Regions from separate parts of the Homo sapiens genome. Here regions 2 and 3 are each linked to region 1. Evidence: chromatin loops called from intact Hi-C (ENCODE). Cell type or tissue: Calu3. All regions are shown on one strand. Each heading gives the region's core, and the rest is flanking DNA. Links, peaks and the distances in the headings are about the cores only. Region 1 overlaps SLC36A3 (solute carrier family 36 member 3). Region 2 overlaps LOC107986463 (a long non-coding RNA gene). Region 3 overlaps ANXA6 (annexin A6).

Region 1 (8,052 bases), core at 1,062-6,061:
GAAAAAATAAAAGACAAGTCATCAGAGAAAAAAAAAAAATCAGAGAAAGGCTTTCAGAAATGGCCTGATGTCAGAAGCTTATCTGGTGATATAATGATCCCAGAAGGCTTGAGGGAAGAGAAGATTTGCAAAATGGTTAACAGTGGAGTCACAGTAGGTCTTTGAATACTGGCTCTGCCACTTCCCAGCTATATGACCCTGGGCAAGGCATTTAAACCTCAGTTTACTCATCTGTAAAATGGGAATAAAAATAGTGCCTATCATAGACTTACTGTGAGGAGTAAACAAGGCTTGCAAGGCTCTTGGCACGATAACCGCAGTGTAATTGCACAATACATTTAACTACGGAATGAGTAAATGCTCTTAAAAGCGTTTTGTGAGCAGGAAAGTGCTCTGAGAGTTAGGTGTGACTGATATGTACTCCAGGTACACCTATTTGGGTTATGATAATTAGGCTTTATGGAGAGTTTTGTTTACCGTCCCTACTTTGACTTTTGAGACCTTTCTTCACATTTACGAGGACCTATTTGGTTTTGCATGCCTTGGGAGTAGCTGAGCGCTGTGGATCTCTGCATTCTTTGTTTTTACTGCATTTGTCTTTTCTTTCTGAAATTGTTTTTGCATTAAAGTTTCAAATACATAAACATTGATTATTATAAGTATGCTTTGATAATGACTGAAATCATTGTGAAGACTTCTTTTCAGTAAGTATGCTTTTTACTTTTACTAACATTGCATGGACCAAATTACCCTGACAAGGTGTGGGTATTGGAGTGGGAGAAGGTTGGGGATGGAGAGGCTAAAAGGAAGAGAAGAAAGTCTCTGTCTCAAATAAATAGAGTAATTTATATAGTGCTTTTGCATCTTTTATCACTTTCGATGCTTTCAGTTAAGGAGATCTGGGCTCAGGGGGATGCAGGAATTTGACAGTCATCCAGCTTGTTAGCAGCAGCGTTGGATCTGTGCCTAGAGTCTCTAACTGGGACTCTCTGTCATGCTCTCCTTGCCTTCATAGAATCCAGATTGGTAGGAAGGTGGCCTGGAGCAGTGGCCGAATTAATTGGGTCAGTGGTCAAAAGAAGAGCAACACACCCTCAGAGGGGCCCCAGTGCTGGAATGAGAGAGAAGCAGGCCTCTGACCTCTGGCTGAGGTGTTGAGCACAGTTCAACAGGATGACCATGCAGTGCACGGTGAGGACCCCGATGGCCAGAAGGCTGACAGGACCGACCTGGAGGGGAGAGGAGAAAGGGGGAAGTGAGCCAGAAATGATCACTCCCATTCCCTGGCCCTCTCACAGTCTGCGTGCTGGGGCCTGTTGCATAATAAAACTGTCTTTGGGGTGACAGACCCAGCCTGAATGTCCTCATGCTCCCAGATGCTAGAATTTGAATGCTCTTCTTAGCATCCCTGTAGAGTGGCTGCCCAACTTCTGCTAGGATACTTCCAGTGACAGAGAGCTCATTACCTTCCCACATAGCCCATGCATTTTCTCATTTTCCTTGAGTTCTACCAGTTTAGAGTCCCTTGTGGTAAATTTATTTTGTCTGACACACCCTGGCCCTCACTTCCTCCAAGATGATTGAGGGCCAAGGTGTTCTTATGACTCAGTTCTCTTCCTCTAGTACAGAGTTTATCAACAGGTGCCCTATTGACATTTTGGGGCAGATAATTATTTGTTATCAGGAGCTGTCTTTTGCATTATAGGATGTTTAGCAGCTTTCCCGAGCCTCTACCCACTAGGTGTCAGAGACTCTTCCCCCAGATTGTGGCAACCAAAAATGTCTGTAGAGATTGTAAAGGTCTTTGGCTAGGGTAGCAGGAGCTGGTGCAAAATGATCCCAAGTTGGGGATCACTACTGTAGTGTGTCTAATTTGTCAAATTCCTTTTAAAAAGTGGGGCTGATTACTAATTATATCTTCCAGAGGTGATCAGAAGGGTATAAACGGGGACCCTCTCACATCCTTTGTTCTGAACACTTGTGTCTTTATAGATGTGACCTATCACAAAGACATAAATGAGGGATCAAGAGCACCACTAGACTCCACTGGAATGCAGGCTTCATGCAGCAGAGACTCTCGTGTCTTGTTTGCTTCTATATTCCCAGGGGCTACAAATGCACAGGGTAGATAGGTGCTCAATAAATATTTCTCAAATGAATCATGGCCAGAGGTTCTGGTGGGAGATGAAAGGTAAAGAAATCATCTAATGACTCTGAGGAAGCAAATATCAAAGAATAAAAGCATTGTCTTAAAAACAAATACCACCCTGGCAAAGATAGTTTGGCTGAAGACCATGTTTTTTTGTAGAAGCTCTAGAACCCAGAGGATTCCAAAGGGGAGAGTCCAGTCTCTGGGTTGGAACCACTGAAGATCAGAAGTCATGACAGAGGCAGCAAGGGTCTCGCCTTCTTTAGACATAGAAGCCACTTACCAGGCCTGGAGATAAGAAAAGATTCACTCCAAGGAAATGGAATTATATATTTGGTATCTATTCCATTCAGTAGATGTTAATGGAAACTTGCTGTGTGCCAGTCCCTACAGAGGCTACCGTGGGGACGTGCAAAGGGAAATCAGACAGTTCTTGCCCACAGAGCTTTCAATTAAATGAGGAAGGTGGGTCTGTTAGAAAATAAATATGTCGACCGGACGAGGTGGCTCACACCTGTCATCCCAGCACCTTGCGAGGCCGAGATGGGCCAGTCACCTGAGGTCAGGAGTTTGAGACCTGCCTGGCCAACATGATGAAAACCTCTCTACAAAGAATACAAAAATTAGCTGGGCGTGGTGGCTCACACCTGTAATCCCAGCAACTCGGGAGGCTGAGGCAGGAGAATCGCTTGAACCCGGGAGGCGGAGGTTGCAGTGAGCCAAGATTGTGCCACTGCACTCCAGCCTGGGCGACAGAGCGAGACTCTGTCTCAATAAATAATAATAAATAAATAAATATCTTATCTTCGTAAGTGCTTTAAGAATCCCAGGTAAGGTAGATATAAATGGTAGAAAAATACAAAGTGAGGATGGCATTAGTGATCATAAGAAAGTGTAAAGTTTTAGAGAGGAGGCACTTTAAAAAGACAGAAATGAGGGGGCAGGAACAGCACAGGAAAAGAGAAAGAGGTAGGCTGGTGTGGGGAGAGTGGATTGGTGGGATTGATGGAGGCGTCTATCTTCATGTCCAAGACACTTTCTCATGCGCCCTCAAGTGGTTTGGAACAGGAGTCACACACTCAAATGCCTGCAGGGATTGGGCTGTTAATGCAAATGACGAAATGAGCTGCATGTGATCCTAGGAGTGGGGAGGACTGCGGGGAGAATTGTGGCAAAGTAGAGTCAGATGAGCATGGTGAGTCTTTAAGAGTAATGGTGTGCCCCCTTCAGGGATGCTCAGGTTGGACCCAGGTTGACTCCAGGGGATTGATGCCAACAGGCACATTTTCAATTGCAGAGGGTACCCCCAAATTGCCCATTGATAACAGTGTGAAGGCCTTCAGGACCTATCACCCCCTTCTGCAAATGAGCAAACCTAGTTCCCATCCCACAGATGCCTCTTACCAACAAGCCGGCATTCTTTATGGCCAGGGGAAGCCCCAGGAGCCCTGTGCCAATGTTGCATTTCAACAAGTGGATCAAAGTTTGCATCATCCTGTGGTGGGGAGAGTAGGGAGACAGAGGGTACTGTTAGTGGAAGGGAAGCATGGCCAGAAACTCAGCCTCCTTCTGGCATCTCCAGAGCGCCTGATAGGAAGAGGGGCAAAACCTGATGAGGTGGACTTGGAGACAACTCTCAGTTCTAGGGGTCTGTCCTGGAACATCTGATCTGGGGATGGTGCTAGTTCAAGTGACTCAACAAATCTTTAATACACACTAGGCTCTAAAGGAAATAAAAATTGCTACCATTCTGGATAACACTCTAGTACTGGTTGGTTCATTAATTCATCCAGTGATTTCTTTCATGAGTTATTCTCTCAAATAACATTTATTGTGACCTAATACATGTCTATCAGTTAGATAGACAATGGAAAAATTAGTAATAGTTGCCTCAGTCTACAGTGAGACATCAGGTTATTTATTAACTCACTCACTAGAAACAAAAATCTACCATATATGGGATATTTACTGGTTTTAGTTTACTCCTTCATCCATTTGTTCAACCAATATTCATTGTGAATATGAATTGCTTGTGCGCTCTCTCTCTCTCTCTCTCTCTCTCTCTCTCTCTCTCTCTATATATATATATATATATATATATATGAAATGAGCTGCATGTGATGCTAGGGAGTGGGGAGGACTGTGGGGAGAATTGTGGCAAAGTAGAGTCAGATGAGCATGGTGATATATATATATATATATATATTATATATATATGAATTGCTATATATCGACATTATGCACTGGGTAAAATTTAATAATTTAATAGCAATTGTTACTGTGCATATAGAGTACTTATGATGGTCCCAGCAGGGTGCTAGGGCCTAGGGTTCTAAATATTCTTCACACCTGTGCTGGCAGCTCCTGCCCAGGCAGCTCCAATCCTGATGTGGATTGGGTGGGAAAGGTGGGAACAGGATCATGAGAACAGAATCAAAAAGGAACTTAAATAAAAAGTACATGCGTAAGCATTGAACCCAGAGATGGGAGCACTTAATTCTGAGTTCCAGCTCTGCCGCTAACCTACTGTGTTTGGTTACTACTTTGGGAAGCCATTAGCTGCTTTGATCCTGTTTCACTGCCAAAAAAGGGAGAAAATTCTAGTTTTGCCTATGTCCCAGGGAAGCTGTAAGACTCAAAAGAGGTAACAACATGATGAATCATGGAATCATGAAGTGCTTCACAGATGTGAGCATCATCATCGTCATATCATTGTCTCATCATCATCATCATCCTCACTGCCACCTTTGGTTTGGCCTTCATGGTGCTCATTTGTTAGAAAGCGCATCCTTCAAGAGGAAGAAGAATTGGGATGATAGGAAAAAGGCAAGCATGGGCTGGTTTAAGCAAGTAGAAGTGCCCCCTCCACCCAAGAACAAAAGGGTACCTTGAAGATGCCATTGGGAGATACAGACGAAGTCTCAGGCTAAGACAGAGAATGCCCTCTTGCCACACTTAAATTGTCTGCAGGTGGCCAGGAGAGCCAAAACCAACTGCCCAAGTGAGTCCAGCAGAGACAGTGCTCACATCTCTTTGTCTTATCCATTAGAGAGTCATGGCAAGGGGCTAGGAAGAAGCTGTAACCAACCAGGTCTTTGCATTTCAATGCTGACCTGAGAGAGGGTTGGGTTGAGAGAACAGATGAACTGTTGGGGACTTCTGTGACTTCAGTCTATTGAGTGAAGTCTATTGACCTAACTTCTGTTAGGGCAGTCTATTCACCTAAGGATGGGGGGGTGGGCACCCATTGTCCCTTTACTTCCAAGAGATAACCTTTATTTCTTGATAACTGTAATTTGTCAATTCTTAAGTAGTAATTTCTCCAAAAGATGTGGTCCCATTTCCCACCCTCTGCTCTTTTTTCCTTTGTCTCTCACTTCTTTCCCATGACAGCATCGATGTCTTGCCCCTATTTGAATCAGATATTGTGGGAAAGGTGAGACAAGTTTTCGGAGGAACCACTGTGCCTTAGCTGACAGCATTTACCCATCTGGACCTTGAAGCATAAATAGATGTTGCAAGCTCCCCTGAGATTTAAAAAATTGGGTTTATATTTTTTCTCGAAAACTATACAATTGCTATTATAAAAGGAAATTCCAAAATCCCACCAATGGAAAATAACCACACATTATAATTAGCCCTCCTCTGGGCATCTTTATTTGCTCTAAATGCACCGAATTTTACATAAAGAGAACCGCTATGCATGCTGGATCCTCAACTAATTTTCTGTATGAATAAATGTGCTACACACTTTCCATGTCCATACATTTCCTCCATCACTTGTAATGACTGTATCATATTCTACTGTATGTTTGTTTCATGTGTTAACCTTTCTCTTAATGTTTCCAAGTTTTCAATATTATTGAAACTGCCTTTGCAAAATTATAACTGAGGAAATTAAGACAGCGAAAGAAATCAGACCTAACCAACTCCATCTTGCTTCTAACCTTTAAGATGTCCTTGTTTATTCCTGGACATAGGCTGAGCTAACTTTGGGAAGGAATTCATTTCATGGTTTGACTATTGGTATCACCCCTTTCCCAAAAAGACCCCCTTTTTGCCTGGGGACCATTCTGCCTTTGCAGGACTAACAAATTAGCTATAAGATTGGAAATTACAGTTTAGGGGTCATGCAGCCTCTGGCTCCAGGAGTCTAAACCTCCCCACATTGTTCCTGGGGATAACATCACATTGTAAAACCTAAGATCAGTGCTTGAGTTATTTTGCAGACCCTGCACTCTGATGGACCATCTGAAACCACCCAGACCGGTCATCTGGCTCAACCAGTTCTGCCATCCCTCCCAAGAACAGAAAACAGCAAGAAAAACTCACTTCGAGCCCCTGTGATTCCATCTCCAACCTGATCAATCAGCACTCCCCACTTCCCAAGCTCCTACCCACCAAATTATCTTTAAAAACTCTAATTCCCGAATGCTCAGGGAGACCGATTTGAGTGATAATAAAACTCCGGTCTCGAGCTTGCAGTGAGCTGAGATCGCGCCACTGCACTCCAGCCTGGGCGATAGAGCAAGACTCCGTCTAAAAAAAAAAAAAAAAAACCTCCAGTCTCTTGCACAGCAGATTCTGCATGAATTACTCTTTCTCCATTGCAATTCCCCTGTCTTGATAAATCGTCTCTGTCTAGGCAGTGGGCAAGGTGAACCCATTGAGTGGTTACATTATAACAAGTGCTTTGATAAAAATTATGCACTCTTGTGCTATTATTTCATCAGAAAAAATTCCTAGAGGGGTATTATTAATCAAAGGGTATATTTATTTATATTTCATTATACTTTAAAGAACTAGATTGTAATACTTACAGTACAAAATTCAAAAGATAAAACGCAATAATCCAAATCCTTATGAAACAAATATAAATCTCTTTTCTCTCAGCCTCCAAATTCTCTTCCCCAGAGGCAACCACTGCTGTCAGTTTTGTGTGTGTGCACGAGTTGTATACTTTCAGACAGCATTTGCCAAATAAATATTTGTATGTTTTATACAAATGACATTTTACGATTTGACCTGTAACATTGCCATCTAGAAAGATACCAATTTAATTCTTCCCAAAAGATGAGAGAGGGCATTTCCTGATATCCTTATCAACACTGGGGATTGTCATCGATAATCTCTTTGTGCCCACAGTTGTTACCGATCTGATGATTACCAGATAGCAGTGTGATTGACAGTAAGTCCTAGAAGAAGAGTTCTGTTGAAATCATGTCCTTTGCAGGGACATGGATGGAGCCGGAAGCCAGTATACTCCGCAAACTAACAAAGGAACAGAAAACCAAACACTGCATGTTCTCACTTGTAAGTGGGAGCTGAACAATGAGAACACATGGACACAGGGAGGAGAACAAGACAAACACTGGGGCTGGTTGGGGGTGGGGGGCAGGGGATGGGAGAGCATCAGGATAAATAGCTAAGGTATATGGGGCTTAATACCTAGGTGATGGGTTGATAGGTACAGCAAAACCACTATGACACACGTTTACCTATGTAACAAACCCGCATGTCCTGTACATGTATCCTGGAACTTAAAATTAAATTAAATTTAATTTAATTAAAAAAAAAGAGAGAAGAGTTCCATGTGTCTGAGTTTGGGGCAGTAAAGGTGGAGACATGGGGTTAGCACCTTTTGTTTTCTGGATGGATGGCATGGGGGGTTGGGGAGAAGAGGCAGAGAGAATAATGGCAGATGTGTGAGGAGAAGAAGGCAGCCAGAGACTGTGGAAGAAAGAAAGGGAGGAAGGAAAGGGCAGACAGCCTGAGATAGGAAACTGTTCCTGGAGACAAGCTGCTCATGTTGAGGGTGGCTGCTCTAGCTGGGTTCTTCGTAAAAACTGGGAAACAGGGCTAGTAGCCAGAGCCACAGGGATTGACCTCCTTAGATTCTGAAG
Region 2 (8,052 bases), core at 1,096-6,095, 130 kb before region 1:
GGAGATGAGAAAGAGTCAAGAATGGCTTCAGGGATCCTGGCCTGAGCCACTGGAAGGATGGAGTTACCATCAACTGAAATGAGCAAGACTGCAGGGAAAGCAATTTTGGGAATTAGAAGTGGGGAAAAGATCAGGAGTTCAGTTTTTGACCAGTTTGTTGAACATTTCTATTAGACACCCAACAGGAGATGTCAAGTACGCAGTTGGCTAGTCAAGTCTGGAGTTCAAGAGATGAGATCCTTAAGGGAGAAGAGAACTAAATATGGAGTCCTAGTTCGGCAAAAGGAGTCAGGCTGGCAGGACCAAGGGAAAGCAAAAAGAGAAAGCAGATAAGCTATAAGTCTGCCTTTCTTCATGGCCCAGGATGCATAGCCCTCCTGTGCGAATAACTCACAATCTTATCTGCGCCCAGCTATTGCCAGACCCTCACCTGATAGAAAAATGCACGCAAGCTCCCTGCACCCTTGATGTTATCAGTACTGCACAAAGCCCTCTTCAGCACACAGCACAAGCACCATCCTATAAAATCCTTAGCCAGATTTTGTTTTCTTGCAGTTAGCTTCTGTTTTGCTAACTTGCCCGTTGCACCCTTGCAACGTATTTTCTTTTCTTTTCTGTTTTTCTTTTGAGATGAAGTCTCACTCTGTCGCCCAGACTGTAGTGCAGTGGCACTATCTCGACTCACCACAACCTCCGCCTCCCGGGTTCAAGCGATTCTTCTGCCTTAGGCTCCTGAGTAGCTGGGATTACAGGTGCGTGCCACCACACCTGGCTAATATTTGTATTTTTAGTAGAGATGGGTTTTCACCATGTTGATCAGGCTGGTCTCAAACTCCTGACCTCGTGATCCACCTCGGCTTCCCAAAGTGCTGGGATTATAGGCATGAGCCACCACGTCTGGCAGCAATGTATTTTCATACTTTCTCTAATAAATCTGCCTTTCTTTACCTACAACTGCCTTGGTAAATTCTTCTTACTGCCTGTACCGCCAGCCCCAAATAGTTGCTGATCACCCACGATGCTAAGGACCGAGTCTGAGACACTCTTATGTTACCATTTGGGGAGAGGCCGGACCCGGTGGCTCATGCCTGTAATTCCAGCACTTTGGGAGGCTGAGGTGGGTGGATCACTTGAGGCCAGGAGTTCAAGACCAGCCTGACCAACATAGTTAAACCCCATCTCTACTAAAAATACAAAAAGTTAGCTGGACGTGGTGGTGCATGCTGTAATCCCAGCTACTTGGGAGGCTGAGGCAGGAGAATCACTCCCAGGAGGTGGAGATTGCAGTGAGATGGCACCATTGCACTCCAGCCTGAGAGACAGAGTGAGACTCTCAAAAAATAAAATAAAAGAGTTGGGGAGAAGAAAAGAATTCAGCAAAGGTGACTGGGAAGGAGATTGTAGTAAGATGGGAGGAAACTACCCCAGGAGAATGTGGCAGCAAAGTGAAAAATAAGGGAGTGATCAGGTGTGTCAAATGCTGCTTTTAGGTAAAGTAGGACAAGGTCTACAAATCTATCATTGGGTTTAGCAATGTGAAAGCCAACTTATCTCTTGCTGTGAATTGCAGAATGTTGGGGGTAAAGGCCTGATGGGAACGGTGTAAGATAAAAAGCCTAAACTACTTATTCTGGGAGTTTTGCTGCGAAGGCCAGCAAGGGAATGAGGCAGTGTCTGGCAAGGGAATTGGTGTCAAGAGAAGGGCTTTTGTTTGATTTTTTTAAAGATTGAAGACATAACAGCATATTTGTATGCTGGTGGGAGTTATCATATAGAAGGTAAAAAAATTGATGGAGGAGAGAGAAGGGAGAATTCCTGCAGCAATGTTTGGAGACAGAATGGGCTGTAGTGTACAAATGTCAGGGCTATTTGTATTCTTAATTTGCAATAAAAGTAACTGAAATTTTTGATCTTTGCCCAAATTCAGCCCACGTGACTGAGGCAGGATTGAAAGCCAGATTCCCTTGACTGCAGAGCCCAGGGCCTTAATTCCTGAGCTACAGCAGCAAGTAGGAGTAAACACTAATATACTGCTCATTCTCTTTGAGCTAATCATCACTTACAGGAATCAATCCTAAGAAAATAATCTAAAATACAGAGGAAGCTGTAGGCCCAACACTGTTTTATTGTTGTTGTTGGAGACAGGGTCTCACTCTGTCACTCAGGCTGGACTGCAGTGGTGTGATCATGGCTCAACTGCAGCCTTGACCTCCCCAGGATCAGGTGATCCCCTCACCTCAGCCTCCCAAGTAGCTGAGACTACAGGTGTATGCCACCTGCCCAGCTAATTTTTGTATTTTTTGTAGAGATGGCGTGTCACCATCTTGCCTAGGCTGGTCTCCTATGCTCAAGCCATCCTCCTGCCTCAGCCTCCCAAAATGCTGGGATTACACCAGCATTGGTATAATGTGAGCCACCATGCCCAACTTTTTTTTTTTCATTCTTTTTTTTTTTTTGAGACAGGGTCTCATTCTGTCCCCCAGGCTGGAGCAGTAGCACAATCTCAGCTCACTTCGGCCTCAACCTCCTGGGCTCAAGCTATCCTGATGCTTCAGCCTACGGAGTAGCTGGGACTACAGGTGTGCACCACCACGTCCAGCTAATTTTTTTCATTTTTTGGTAGAGACGAGGTTTCACTGTCCAACACTGTATTTTTAAAATTGTTTTTTATTTCAATGGTTTTTGGGGAATAAGTAGTTTTTCATTACATGGATAAGTTCTTTAGTGGTAATTTCTGAGATTTTAGTGCACCTGTCACCCAAGCAGTGTACACTGTACCTAATGTGTAGTCTTTTATCTCTCCCCACTCACCCCAGAGTCCCCAAAGTCCATTACATATCATTATTATGTATTCATGTCCTCATAGCTTAGCTCCCACTTGTAAGTGAGAACATATGATATTTGGTTTTCCATTCCTGAGTTGCTTCACTTAGAATAATGGTCTCCAACTCCAATGCAGGTTGTTGTGAATGCCATTATTTCATTCCTTTTTATGGCTGAGTAGTATTCCACGGTGTATATATACCACATTTTCTTTTTTTTTTCTTTGAGATGGAGTCTTGCTGTGTTGCCCAGGCTGGAGTGCGGTGGCACAATCTTGGCTCACTGCAACCTCCGCCTCCCGGGTTCAAGTGATTCTCTTGCCTCAGCCTCTGAGTAGCTGGGAACAGGCACCTGCCACCACTCCCAGCTAATTTTTGTATTTTTTAATTAGAGGCAGGGTTTCACCTGTTGGCCAGGCTGGTCTCGAACTCCTGACCTCAGGTGATCCGCCTGCCTTGGCCTCCCAAAGTGCTGGGATTACAGGCGTGAGCCACCATTCCTGGCCCACATTTTCTTTATTTACTCGTTGATCGATGGACATTTAGACTGGTTCCATATTTTTGCAATTGCGAATTGTGCTGCTAGAAACGTGTGTGCAAGTGTCTTTTACATATAATGACTTGTTTTCCTCTAAGTAGATACCCATAGTGGGATTGCTGGATCAAGTGGTAGTTCTATTTTTAGTTCTTTAAGGAATCTCCATACTGTTTTCCATAGTGGTTGTACTAGTTTACCTTCCCCCACCAGCAGCAACACTGTATTTTTCAAGTGCAAAAGGGAAACAACCTACACATCCAGGAGCTGTGGAATTGCAAGCAAGCCGGGGTCACGCAGCCTTGCTTCCAGGTGGAAACAAACCCTGGAAGGAAGCATACATGGGTTGGAAACACGTGAAGATGACATCATCTTTTTGGCACTTCCCAGGCCCCTTCCTCTGTGGAGTGGCCTGTCTACAGGTGTCTGTAAAAGAGACGGCATGATGCTGTGATATGGGCTGGAACAATGGACTGAGATTCCAGATTTTCTCATGTCCCTTGTCAGGGCTGTAGTTTCTCTGATTATAGGAGAAGAAAGTTCAAGATCTCCCAGTTGCCCTCTGAGGAAGCTGGAAATGGTCAAATATTGCCACCTGCTGGCAAGTTCCAGCTCTGCCTGGCTTCCATCAGAAGAGGGTGTATGTTCCCAGAGACAGGTCTTACTTCAAGCTCACTAGAGGAAGGGGCCCCAAGGGATACTGTTCAAATGACTACCTGGAACACCCCCTTCCTCCACAAAAAGTCCCCTTAAGACCTCTCTCAGTGTCTGGAATTCCTCTATAACGGTTGAGGATTGTTTGTTTTTATACGAGAGAAAATAAGGAGATTCTAACGACTTGGCATGAAACAGATTATTTTCTACTATGAGGTCTCAGCAATGGGAGGCCGAGTTGTAGGATGGCAGGGGCCCCTGTGAGAAGCATAGGCCCGAAAACAGCTGAATTAGAAAAAGCAGGGTAGTACAGTGCTTTCCAGTACAGCCTTTACATTTAAAAGAAAATGAACGAAAAAGTCCCTGGGCTTCTGGGGTCCACCGTATTCTAGCTCAGTGACTGTGAACCATTTATTTATTTTTTTGTCTGAGTTTCTGTTAGCTTAGTTATAATAATGAGTATTATAAAAGTATCCACCTTGCAAGATTGTTATGGAATGCACTGATATGACAACAGATCATTTAGTAGCAACTAGCACATAATAATGAGAATAAATATAAGCATTACTACTACTATTAATTTAATGGATGAAGTCCTGGCCTGTTCATCATAAGAGGTGAGAGCTAGTTCTAGCTGGGTTCTATTACCTTGCTCTTGAGTTTTGTTTGTTTCTATATGTACAGAGAGGGGAATGAGAATGAATTATGTCTTAAGATTCTTTTTGTGTTCATACATGATGATTCTGAGTCTCTAACCATCTAAGAGTCCATTTCCCGGTTGAAGGGTCTGTTTCAAGATTCTATGACTCTGAGACCCTCTTTCTGGAATTCCAGAATTCTATAACTCACTCAGAATTCTACCGAAAGCTTCCATTTGCACAAGTTATTCCCTCTGCCTGGAATGAAAGTTCTTCCAAGCCTGGAAGAGGTTGCCTCACTAGCTCTTACTGCATATTTCGCCTTAAACAGCACTTCTCAAAAATTCCTTTTTAATTCATCCTCCAATGTTTTTTATTTTTATTTTATTCTGTTTCATTTTTTGTGAGACAGAGTCTCATTCTGTTGCCCAGTCTGGAGAGCAGTGGCATGATCAACCTCCATCTCCTGGGCTCAAACCATCCTCCTACCTCAGCCTCCTGAGGAGCTGGGACTATAGGCATATGCCACCACACCCAACTAATTTTTGTATTTTTTGTAGAGATGAGGTTTTGCCATGTTGCCCAGGATGGTCTTGACCTCAGGGGCTCAAATAATCTGCTTGCCTCACAAAGTGCTGGGATTATAGGTGTGAGTCACTGTGCCCAGCCCTCCACTGTCCTTTTTATTTATTTATTTAATTTTTGTTTCTTTATTTATTGGTAGAGATGGGGTTTTGCCATGTTGCCCAGGCTGGTCTTGAACTCCTGAGCTCAAGCTACCTGCCCGCCTCGTCCTCCCAAAGTGTTAGGATTACAGGCATGAGCCACCGCGCTCGGCATCTCGATGTTCCTTTACGCATCCCTTCCCATCGTCTGTCCTAAAATTCTGTTTTTTTCCATGATCATACAGATCTTAATTGGTAATTATATTTTTATTTATATGATTTTGGTTAATGCTTGTCTTCTTTACGTTCCCATTGCTTGGTAAAGTAGATAATAACTATTAGATGAATGAAAATTAAATGAATGAATGAATTCTACAATTCAAAGTTTCCATGAGTGTTTATTCCCAAGGTCTTCTATTTCAAACACTCCATACCACCTGCCCCACCTCAAGGTTGACACCTGAGAAGGGAGTGACCTTTCCAATTTCATAATGTTGCCTGGACCGTGTGTGCCCTGCCCGCTTGGTTTCCTACCCCTCCGTTATTGGCCTCTTTGGGATGCCTTGGATTAGAAGAGAAGGCTGAGCCATGTCTCTGCTATTGAAACCAGCCTGTATCAGCTATTCATTCACAGCATGTATTTGTCTAGTGCCCACAAAGTGCCAGGTGCTGTGCTAAGGTACTGGGGACAAAGCATGAGCAAAGCAGACCTGGTCCCAGCTTTTGGAGAGCTCAGAGCCTACGAGCCCAGAGACAGACATTCACGACTCAATTACACAAATTCCATAAAATTACAAACCATGATAAGTGCTGGGGGACGGAGAGGAACAGGGCGCTCTGAGAGCGTACAACAGTTCACAGTCTAGACCCAGGACCTTGGGCTCAAGGGCACAACGGGGCCTTGGGCGGGTCCTGCATGAGCGTTATCTGGGACACGTGGATACTCTTTTTGTGGAATCTCTGCCCTGGGAAACCATCAGCTAGAACTTGGGTTCAAGGTGGTGGCCTGCCAAGCTCCCAGCACTTTCCTTGAGATTCATAAGCCTGTGAGGCTGGAAGCTAAGCAATCACCTCTCAAAGCCCTTCCCCTCCTTTTCAGTGGACTTGGTCACTGAAAAGAGAATGGTAAAGCCCTGGAAGGCCAGAACTCTAGGCGCCCGACACCCTCCTTGAACAGGCCGGGAAACTGGGGCCTAATGAGAAGAGGCTGTGCAAGGTCACACAGCAAGGAGCAAAGCGATAACGAGAACCCAAGCTCCCCAGCGTCCCATTCTCTGCTGCTTTCTACCCTACCTCCCTAGTTCCAAGAATGGTCATTGATTTTATAGAGGGAATACTGTTTCAACCAGAACCTGGGAGGGTTTCCACTGGCTACAAGCAATAGTTAGGACATAGACAAAATTCTGCAGGAGAGCAAGAATCTTACAGCTACATTTGGAGAGGTTTGCCCTGTGGTGGTTACTTAGGACACAAACACACATGAGGGAAAATACATCAGGTGACATGTTTGGATTGAATAGCATTCTTTCATTTTCTTGAAGGAAAATGTAGCTATTTGAGCCTTGAAATGCTAGTTCTTGCATTTTGCAGTGTTGTTTCCAGTAGCAAAAAACTGAAACAATCTAAATTTCCTTTGGCAAAGGAATGGATAAACTGTGGTAAAGCTCAACCTTAGAGTACAATGCAGCATTTAAAAAATAATGAAGGTTGAGACCAGGAGCTTGAGACCAGCATGGGCAACAGCCTGGGCAACATAGTGAGACTCAGTTGCTCCAAAAAAAAAAAAAAAAAAAAAAAATCCAGGTCTGGTGGTGTGCACTTATGGTCCCAATACTCAGGAAGCTGAAGTGGGAGGATTGCTTGAACCCAGGAGATTGGGGCTGCAGTGAGCTGGGATTGCACCACTGTACTCCAGCCTGGGTAGCATGGTGAAACCCTGTTCAAAAAGAAAAAAAAAGGCAGGTGATCGGGGGGAACAAAGGTAGGTCTGTATAGGGCACTAAAGCACATTATTGAGTAAAAAAATGCAAATTTTAAAAAACATATATATAATATAAAGCCATTTACAGAAAAAAGAACTCATGAAAATACTGTATTTTTCTATAGATACACATATAGGTACATAAATGCAGAGAAAGGTCTGAAAGGAAACACACCAAGGCGCTAACCTCTGAGGAAAGGTGGGGATGGCCATGTGTGTTGGGAGGGGGCTGATGGGTTGGTCAAATGGAACTTAAACTTTATCTGTATTTTTCTGAGAGTGAATTTTATTTCTGTATTATTTAAGTGAGATTGTTTTCTAGAAATACCATACTTCAGCGCAAGTGCCAACAAACACTTTCTGTAACAATGTAGACAATGAATATTTTAGACTTGGTGGGCCGCACTGTCTCCGCCCCAACTCTTCCATTCTGCTGTTGTAGTGCAAAAACAGCCATAGATGGGACGTGCAGGAATGAGTGTGGCTGTGTTCCAATAAAACTTTATTTACACACATTGAAACCTGAATTTCATACAATTTTCACGTTACCAAATTTTAATTTTTTTTCAACTATTTAAAAATGTTAAAACCATTCTTAGCTCACAGGCTATGCGAAAGCAGACAACCAGCCAGATTCGGCCCACGGCTTTAAGGCCAGTTTAAGCCTCACCACCTTCCTAGCCCCACTCACCTATTTTGTCCTCTCATCTTCCTGTCCTTCAGCACCCCCATGACCTTCCTGTGACCTTCAATGGCC
Region 3 (8,052 bases), core at 1,106-6,105, 170 kb before region 1:
CCACAGTCATGCCAACATCAGCACTTGCCCACACATGACTCAGGATGGGAGAGATGGAAAGAGAAAACAGGGGTTCCACATGAGGGATCATGGAAGCTTGTGTCTGTCTTTGCTGATGTTGTACTTATTATTTAGATGAAGCCAAAGAGGGTAGGGAAAAAACAACCAGGAGGAAGACCCACTCTCCTTGACACAGGAGACAGGAACGGGAAGGCAGCAGAGCTGAAGGACACTGTTTCCACTCAGGGGGAAATGCATCAACCTAAGCCAGATGCCACCAATGTGCAATAATCCCTGACACTCAGTTGGGGCCTTGAAGCCAGCTCTGTCTGTGCAGAGGAATTGCAAGATGCCCAAAGCACACTGAAAACAACTCATAGCCCTGATCTTGGCCCCATGCTGTGCCTCTGAGTCCACTGAGCAACTCACACAAGTGTTGCCCATCACAAGGAACTGGGGGCATGGAAAGATATGTCTGCCCAAACCCAGTGCTGGAGACACTCTGAGATCATATGACCACACAGGGTCCCTCTGCCATGAAGACCCTGGTGCCCAACTGTGCAGAACCGATGGGGACAGGCTGAGCTCAATCAGGCAAGGTGCATGCATGTTGCACAGAGAGCCCAGGAGGAGGTCCTTACCCGGCCAAAGTGAGACTTGAAGGTCTGCCGGATCTGCTGCCGCTGGACATTGCTGCGGTGCGTGATGATATCGATGATTGTGTCTTCGTCAGTCCCTGAGTCACCAAAGCCACATGCCTCAGAAGAAGGCCTGTGGCTCTCGGCTTTCCCCATGCACCGCCCACTGATGGCCCCTCATCGATCTTTGTCAGGGTAGAAGCCTGGCTAAGCGGCCATGTGCTCCTGAGTCCCTGCAGTCCGCTTGCCTATGGCTCAGGCCACTGATTTCTGCTGGACTCCTCCCTCCCTTTCCTTTTGACACGCTGAGGAAAAAGGACAGCTGGGAGGTAGAGAGCACTGGGTTGGGAGTCAGTGCCTCTGAGTTCTAGTTCTGGCTCTGGCAATGGCTGCCCACCCTGGGCAAGTCCCCTTCCCTTGATGGGACTTGGTTTCCACATCTGTAACATGAAGAGGCTGGAGTAGTCACCAAGGGATCCTTCCAACCCTGACAGTCCAAGTCCTGTTAGCAACTCTATGTCCTTTCTCTTCAGCTCTCTGGAAGCTGGACCCTGAGTCCCTCTAACCACAGCAGGTTGACTCTGGAAGGCATTAGAATATCACTTCCTGCTTCTCAGATTAATGCCATCAACCACAGACCCAGCACAGGGGTCTTTCATGGCATTTTTACCTCTAGCATCCTACAGTCCCAGGCGAGCTTGGCAGGTATCATCATTCCCATGAGACACATGGAAAGGAGGCTCAGGAGGGTGATGGACTTAACCTAAAGCCTCCTGGGAGTTGCTGTCAGACAGATGGGGCAGAAAGGCAAAGAAAGCCAAACCCTAGATGGCCTGTCCCAGGCTGGACTTTCTGAGCACAGGCCCAGCTGATCTGAACCTGTGGGTGCAGTACTCTTCCCACTGGTGCCAAATATAGGTCTGAAAGACCTGCCCAGCAGGGCACACTCCCACCACAGAATGAGGGAGGGCTCTTGGGTTCCAGGGTCCACAGCCCTGATTTTACACATAGGGAAATTCAGACCCAGAGTGGCGGAGAGGCTCACCCAGAGTCACACGGTGAGTCAGCAGCAGAGCCAGGGCACCATGCCAATTTTGTGACCTGGTACTTTCTTCAGTGCCAGGATACTGCTTCCAGGAGGCTGGGGGACACCTTGGTCCCTGGAAAGGGCTTCTGCCAAGTTCCTTATGAACCCTCTCCTGCCCCTCCTCTCTATACTCTGGGAGCTAGGAGGGTGGAAACTTGAGATCAAGCCTTCCTCATCCTGCAGACTCTAATTTGAAACCTCACTCCATCCCCTGCCAGCCCACGGCCAAACCCACCACACCTGCTGCCCTGGAGACCAACCCTGCTCCCTTCCCATCCCCCATACCGAGTCCCTTCATGGCTTTCCGCAGCGCTTTGGCATCTGCGTCAGGGTTGAAGTCATTGGCTGGGCGCACAGTTCCCTTCAGCTGTGAGAAGCAGAAAGAGACTCAGCAGGTGTCTGAAGGCCCCCCTGGGGACCAGGCTGAAAGACAGCATGCGAGGGTGGGAAGCTCACCCCATGAGCCCAAACCAAGCGGCGTGGGTGGGGAAAGAGGCAGAGGTGAAGCCACAGCAGACAGACCCTGCACGAGAGCTGAGAGAGAGAGAGAGAGAGAGAGAGAAAGAGACAGAAAGATATAGAGAGAGGGAGAGAGGGACTCAGGGCTGGGAGCAGGGCAAGTCCTGATCAAGAGAAATTGGCTAGGCTCCCGCCTGCCACGGGATCTGCCTCGGTTCTAGTGCCCCTTGGCTGCTTATTCCACCGGGGCATCCCCAATTCTTCTGAATCCTACCCTGCCCCCGAGGCCCCCTCTGCCTCTTAAAGAGTCATTCCCCCTGAAAAGGCAGCAGAAAAGTTCTGAAATACCAGAACAGAGTTTCCCAAATTTCAGTCACTCCTAAAGGACTTTCACTATTCCAAATTAGCACACACACTATGCCATCTCTTAATGGTTTTATGTAATTCAACTTCTTTTCTGTCTACTTAAATGCATCAATTTTTGAAGTGCATTTAAAATTACTCCCAAAAGGCAAGGAATTGTATCCGTTTTATCCTGTTACATATCCCAGGTGCCTACAACAGTGTCTGACATAATAGGCACACTCAAAAAATAATTGTTAAGTGGATTAATGAGGCTTGGCACAATGGCTCATGCCTGTAATCTCAGCACTTTGGGAGGCCAAGGCAGGAGGATCGCTTGAGCCCATTGGTTCAAGATGAGCCCAGGCAACATGGTGAAACCCTGTCTCTACACAAATTAGCCAGGTGTGGTGGTGTCCACCTGAGGTCCCAGCTACTTGGGAAGCTAAGTGGAAGGATCACCTGAGCCTGGGGAGGTGGCAGTGAGCCATGATCATGCCACTGTACTCCAGCCTGGATAACAGAGTGAGACCCTGTCTCAAAAAAAAAAAAAAAAAAAGGAATGGATGAAATTAATTTTATATAACTACCATGAATTAGGAAGTTGATACCATGTATCATAAACTGACAATTTACCACAAAAATCAACATAATAAAAACAAAAGAGGTGATATACCATGAAATTTAACATGATGCCTCTACTTGCCAGAAGCTCTGAAACTTAAAGCGAGCTCTCTCAGCTTTCTCTTTGTGAAAAAGGAAAATCAGCAAGTGTTGCAGAGACGGCGGCACCAAACCAAGACTTCCTCTTTGACGTAATCAGAAACGCTGATGAAATTGGAAAGGAGTGCCTTTCTCATTCACTCTGTGGAGTTCAGCGTTATTCAACCCTGCCAAACTAAATTCACTTCTCACATCACCTACAATCATCTGCAAAGATCTCTTGCCTTATCATTTGGGGAACACTGTCCTAGAACATCAGAGCTCAAGAGCCCTAAGAGATCACCGAGATTGCCATGTTAACCCCTCACTTTAAAGATGGAGACATAGAGGCCCAGAGGGAGGGGGCACCTTCCAAAGGTTACATAGCGAATAAGTAACAGAGAGCTCCAAGGTCCCATGCTTTTTTGTGTGGACCAAGTGTTGCAGTCTCTGGAATGGTTTGCCTAAAGTACTTTAGTGAAACCTTTCATTCCTGTCCTTTGTGGACCCCCAGTCTGAGGATGCTCAGGAGGACAACCTGAAATCCTCCAGTGCACCCAGGGATGCCCATCTGTTCTCAGCTTTCATGTCTCTGAGGCCAACTGTTTCGACTCCAGACGGGACAGGCCCCTCCATGGAACCAGCCAGGTCTCCATTTCAGCAAGCCCTGTTAGTAAGTGGGCCAGAACCCTTTCCAGCGTGTCAGAAGCTAATGCAGAAACCAGGTGCGCCCCTCCACCAGTTCACCACTCCAAGGGAGAAAAGGAAGCTTCAGATGTGAGAATCAACGTGTCGGGTTGGCCGCCAGGGGGCAGCTGGGTGCCAACCAGAGCAGCAGGAAGGTGCAAGCAGAGAAGCTGTGGTCAAGAGGTCAAGCAGGAGGAGGGGAAGGTCTGACCTCTACTCGGGCCACTGCACTAAGTTCCCACATCTGATAGGCCACCTGCGCTGCCTCCGGGAAGAACTGGCCAGCAGCACTGGAATGGAGGGGTTTAGGGAGAGGACAGGAAGGAATGTCATCATGGGCAACACTCACACCAACACACACACACACACACACACACACACCCCAACACATACACACACGTGCACACACCACACACACATTAAGCTTTCTTTCTCTCCAGCCTATGCCTCCTCCATTCGCCAGAGTCCTCCCTCCATTTCTGAGAACCTTCCATCTCTTGAGACCCCCTGCAATGCTGCCTTTTTTATTTTTTATTTTTATTTGAGACGGAGTTTTGCTCTTGTCACCCAGGCTGGGGTGCAGTGGCTCGATCTCAGCTCACTGCAACCTCTGCCTCCCAGGTTCAAGCGATTCTCCTGCCTCAGTCTCCCAAGTAGCTAGGATTACAGGCACCCGCCATCACGCCTGGCTAATTCTTGTATTTTTAGTAGAGATGGGGTTTCGCCATGTTGGCCAGGCTGGTCTTGAACTCCTGACCTCAGGTGATCCGCCCGCCTCAGCCTCCCAAAGTGCTGGGATTACAGGCGCTGAGCCACTGTGTCCGGCCAATGCTGGCTTTTAAGGGCAGCCTTCCTGGCTGCAGAGTCCAAGCAGGATAGGATTTTTCCAATCCTTCAGCCTCCCCTTTCTTCCTTAGAATTTGAATGGCTTCTATCCAACTCTCCCCTCTCAAAGAGGCCATTGAGCAAGCTATGGCCATGCCAGCCCTGCATCTCCTCCTGCAAAGTGCCTGGATGCATCAGGAGCTCAGTAATATCTGCTGAACTGCATCAACCCCTATGGTCCTTACCAAAGGTTCACAGGAAATTCTTGCATCCCTTCTGTAATTGGATCTTTATAAGATCCAGAGAAAGGAAATCAGAGCGCAGCCTGTTCCCTTTCTCAAACACAAATCTGGTCAAGTAATGTCCCAATTTAACATTCTGGGAAGAGGCCCCCAGGCCCTCCCACTTCTCTGCCTTATTTCTCTCTCTAGTACTCCATAAATGCATGACTTCGGACATATGAATGAATCAGGCCACTCCTTCTCACTCCTCGGCTTTTCTATAGGTGATTTCCTCCACCCAAACACTGTCCCCAGACCCTCTTCACCTGGCTCTTCCCCTTCCTCCTTGGGTCTCACCGTGTATCTCCAAAGAGTCTCCCCTTGGTCTGGGCTAGGGCATCTCTGTGTGCTTTTATATATGCTTTCTATGTGGCACAGCCAGTTCTCCCCAGCACAGGACTGCTCCCTTCTGGAAACTGGTCTATACCCTTCTGCGCTGTGGCCTTCATCAGGGGCTTCCTCACAGGGTCTGCACCCAGAAGGCACTTAACACAAATATGCTGCATAAATGAGTAGGCAGAGCAGGAATGTGTCCTTTTCCCATTTAACAGGTGATGAAACCGAGAAATGGCTATGAAATAGCAGGGATTGGATGCTCATATTCTGGTTCCTAGTCCACAACCCCAGACTGACTTTCCAAGTTCACAAGAGCAGACATCTCCATATACAGGAGACCACGCTCACGTTCAGACCCCCACACTCTCAGACACACAGACCCACAAGCACAGCAGCTACCAGCAAAAGCCGCCTTTCACTTGTGCGACGCTCCTGGCTCAGGGGAATCCCCAGCTCATCCAATCCACCCATCAGGATGCGAGCCAGGAGAGTCCCCGCCTGGCACCCCAAGGCCATGCCCTCCAGCCAGGGGCCAAGAAGCCACTTACTCATCATCTCCCCCAGACAGCTTCAGCAGAGTCTTCTTGTACTCGCCAGAGGTGTCATTCTGAAGAGAAAGAAAGAAAGGTTACCTCTCACCCAGCCCTGGGCTCCTCTCAGACAAGGAGGTGAAGGTTCTGCACAGCCTGAAAGAGGGGAAGGCTGAATGAACACTTATTCATAGCAGCCCTGGCCCTCCTGTGCTGGTTAATATTGAATAACTGGTTCTCAGCGGGCAGGTTGGAGGAAGCCCTAATTTATAGCATTTGCCTATTTCTGTGGTGTAAATACTTCTAGCAATGGACAATTTCAAGTTACCAATATGACTTTGCTACCAATATGCGGAGTTGAGAAGAGATGCTCGCTGCCCTTTCAAGCCAGTGCCCCAGCACAGCACTGCCACCAGACAGTCCCCAGCCCAGTCCTTCCACATGAAATATGCATGGAAATGGGGTTCCATGAGCAAAAATATTGGGAAATGCAAAAAAATCAAACAAATATATATTACACAGATGCACATATCCGTATAGATGCATATTCCATATCCCTCTTGGGGCTTCATAATGGACTTCAAAATGTGAAAGGCTGTGAGAAGTTCTGAGGTAAAGAAACTGGCTTATTTATCTTTGCTTATTGTGGTTTGTTACAAACTTATTTTCCCATAGAACATTTTGCACATAACACCTAAAAAAATTACCCTTTGGAAACATACTTTGGAGAATACAACTTGGATCTCTTTCTCTGTCACCCCATAAAGTTTTATTTCAGTCATCCAAAAAAAAAAAAAAAAAGGGAAAACCCCTAGCTTTACATATGTCTCCTGATAAAGCCTCAGGGGCCGGATGTCCCAGAGTCATCACCAATCACCCGGCCCAGGCCAAAGGTTCCCCTTTAACCCTCATTTGTGTTCTTCAGTGTTTCCCAGCCTTCTTCCAGGAGACTGAACTATCACTGCCCTTGGGGCAGAGTCCTCGCACTTAATTCAGCTTGCGTGTCCTTCATGACCCAGCCCCTGCCTCCTTCTGTAGCCTTACCACTCACAAACACCCCTAACACTTGCTTTTCTGTTGAATATCCTTAAATTCCTTGAATGAGCCACAAGGCAGGAGCTCCTGGAATGTCCAAGAGACTCCCACTTCCTAGGACATTTCCTTTTCCTGGGAATAGTCCCCAAGCCCTCTGTCTTGGCAAAAAGCTCTTTGCTCCCTTCTCTGCCCCCATGAGCTCTGCTGACCTTGATCATGCTGTAGAGGGACTTCTCATACTTGGTCCGGAAGATCTCCCGAATGTCGAGCATGTCCAACTCACTACGGGAGACCATGATGCGGATCAGGGTGTTGTCCCGAGTCCCCAGGCCCTGCAAGACAAGTGGGTTTGGGGAACATGGACTTGAGAGGAGGCTAGAGTGCTGATAGCTCCCAGCTTAGTTGAAAATCCTATTTTCATAATAAAAAGTTAAAATTTAGAGCAAAAGAAGCAGACATTGCCATTCCCATTGAAGCTCTCTCTATGCTCCTCTTACTGTTTTGTTTGTTTGTTTGTTTGTTTGTTTGTTTCTGAGACAGTGTCTCACTCTTGTCCAGGCTGGAGTGCAGTGGTACGATCTCAGCTCACTACAACCTCTGCCTTCCAGACTCAAGCAATTCTCCTGCCTCAGCTTCCTGAGCAGCTGGGAGTACAGGTACCCACCACTACGCCTGGCTAATTTTTGTATTTTTAGTAGAGATGGGGTTTTGCCATGTTGGCCAGGCTGGTCTTGAACTGGCCTCAAGGGCTGCCTTGGCCTCCCAAAATGCTACGATTACACACATGAGCCACCATGCCCGGCCCTCTCACTGTTATAAACCTCTTCTCTCTTCATGTATAATTTCCACACTTGATTTTCCTTATAATTTTACCATAGCTTTGTAACTCTAAGCAATACACTTAGATTTACACATTTTGGAACTCTGCAAATATACCACTGTGCATTTAGGTTTTTGCTGTACTATTCCTGATGGTCACTGGGTTGTTTCTAGCTTTTTCCTAATATAAGCAATACTGTTATAAGTTTTTTTTTTCTTTTTCTTTTTTTTTTGAAGAGGCAGGGTCTCACTCTGTTGTCCAGGCTAGAGTACAGTGGCGTGATCACATAGCACTGCGTTCACTGAAGCCT

What was found. Peaks named below come from ENCODE experiments on the same cell type or tissue, not always from the same donor. Only the 100,000 strongest peaks of a DNase experiment are listed, where the experiment ranks them.
Region 2: a loop joins it to region 1, with 2.1 times the contacts of the local background. A loop is called at or near these places in 4 of 110 quality-filtered maps.
Region 3: a loop joins it to region 1, with 5 times the contacts of the local background. A loop is called at or near these places in 6 of 110 quality-filtered maps.

Annotation. Positions count from the first base shown.
Region 1 is chr5:151,295,040-151,303,091 of GRCh38, forward strand. It overlaps SLC36A3 (solute carrier family 36 member 3), which reads right to left. Exons shown (of 10, transcript NM_181774.4): 2 at 3,554-3,644; 3 at 1,141-1,229. Among named protein-coding and RNA genes, the nearest start is that of SLC36A3, 4.7 kb to the right of the region's middle. In Calu3, for the core only: no CTCF peak of the experiment used is centred there; a DNase peak (open chromatin) is centred at 3,192.
Region 2 is chr5:151,161,026-151,169,077 of GRCh38, forward strand. It overlaps LOC107986463 (a long non-coding RNA gene), which reads right to left. Exons shown (of 3, transcript XR_001742936.2): 3 at 7,560-8,052. Among named protein-coding and RNA genes, the nearest start is that of ANXA6, 7.3 kb to the left of the region's middle. RefSeq lists an enhancer at 3,645-3,754. In Calu3, for the core only: a CTCF peak has its summit at 3,927 (motif pointing left); a DNase peak (open chromatin) is centred at 3,956.
Region 3 is chr5:151,122,276-151,130,327 of GRCh38, forward strand. ANXA6 (annexin A6) reads right to left here. Exons shown (of 26, transcript NM_001155.5): 12 at 7,132-7,254; 13 at 5,906-5,964; 14 at 4,127-4,205; 15 at 2,011-2,092; 16 at 642-736. Among named protein-coding and RNA genes, the nearest start is that of ANXA6, 31 kb to the right of the region's middle. RefSeq lists enhancers at 1,570-2,070, 3,879-4,038. In Calu3, for the core only: a CTCF peak has its summit at 4,036 (motif pointing right); DNase peaks (open chromatin) are centred at 1,716 and 4,036.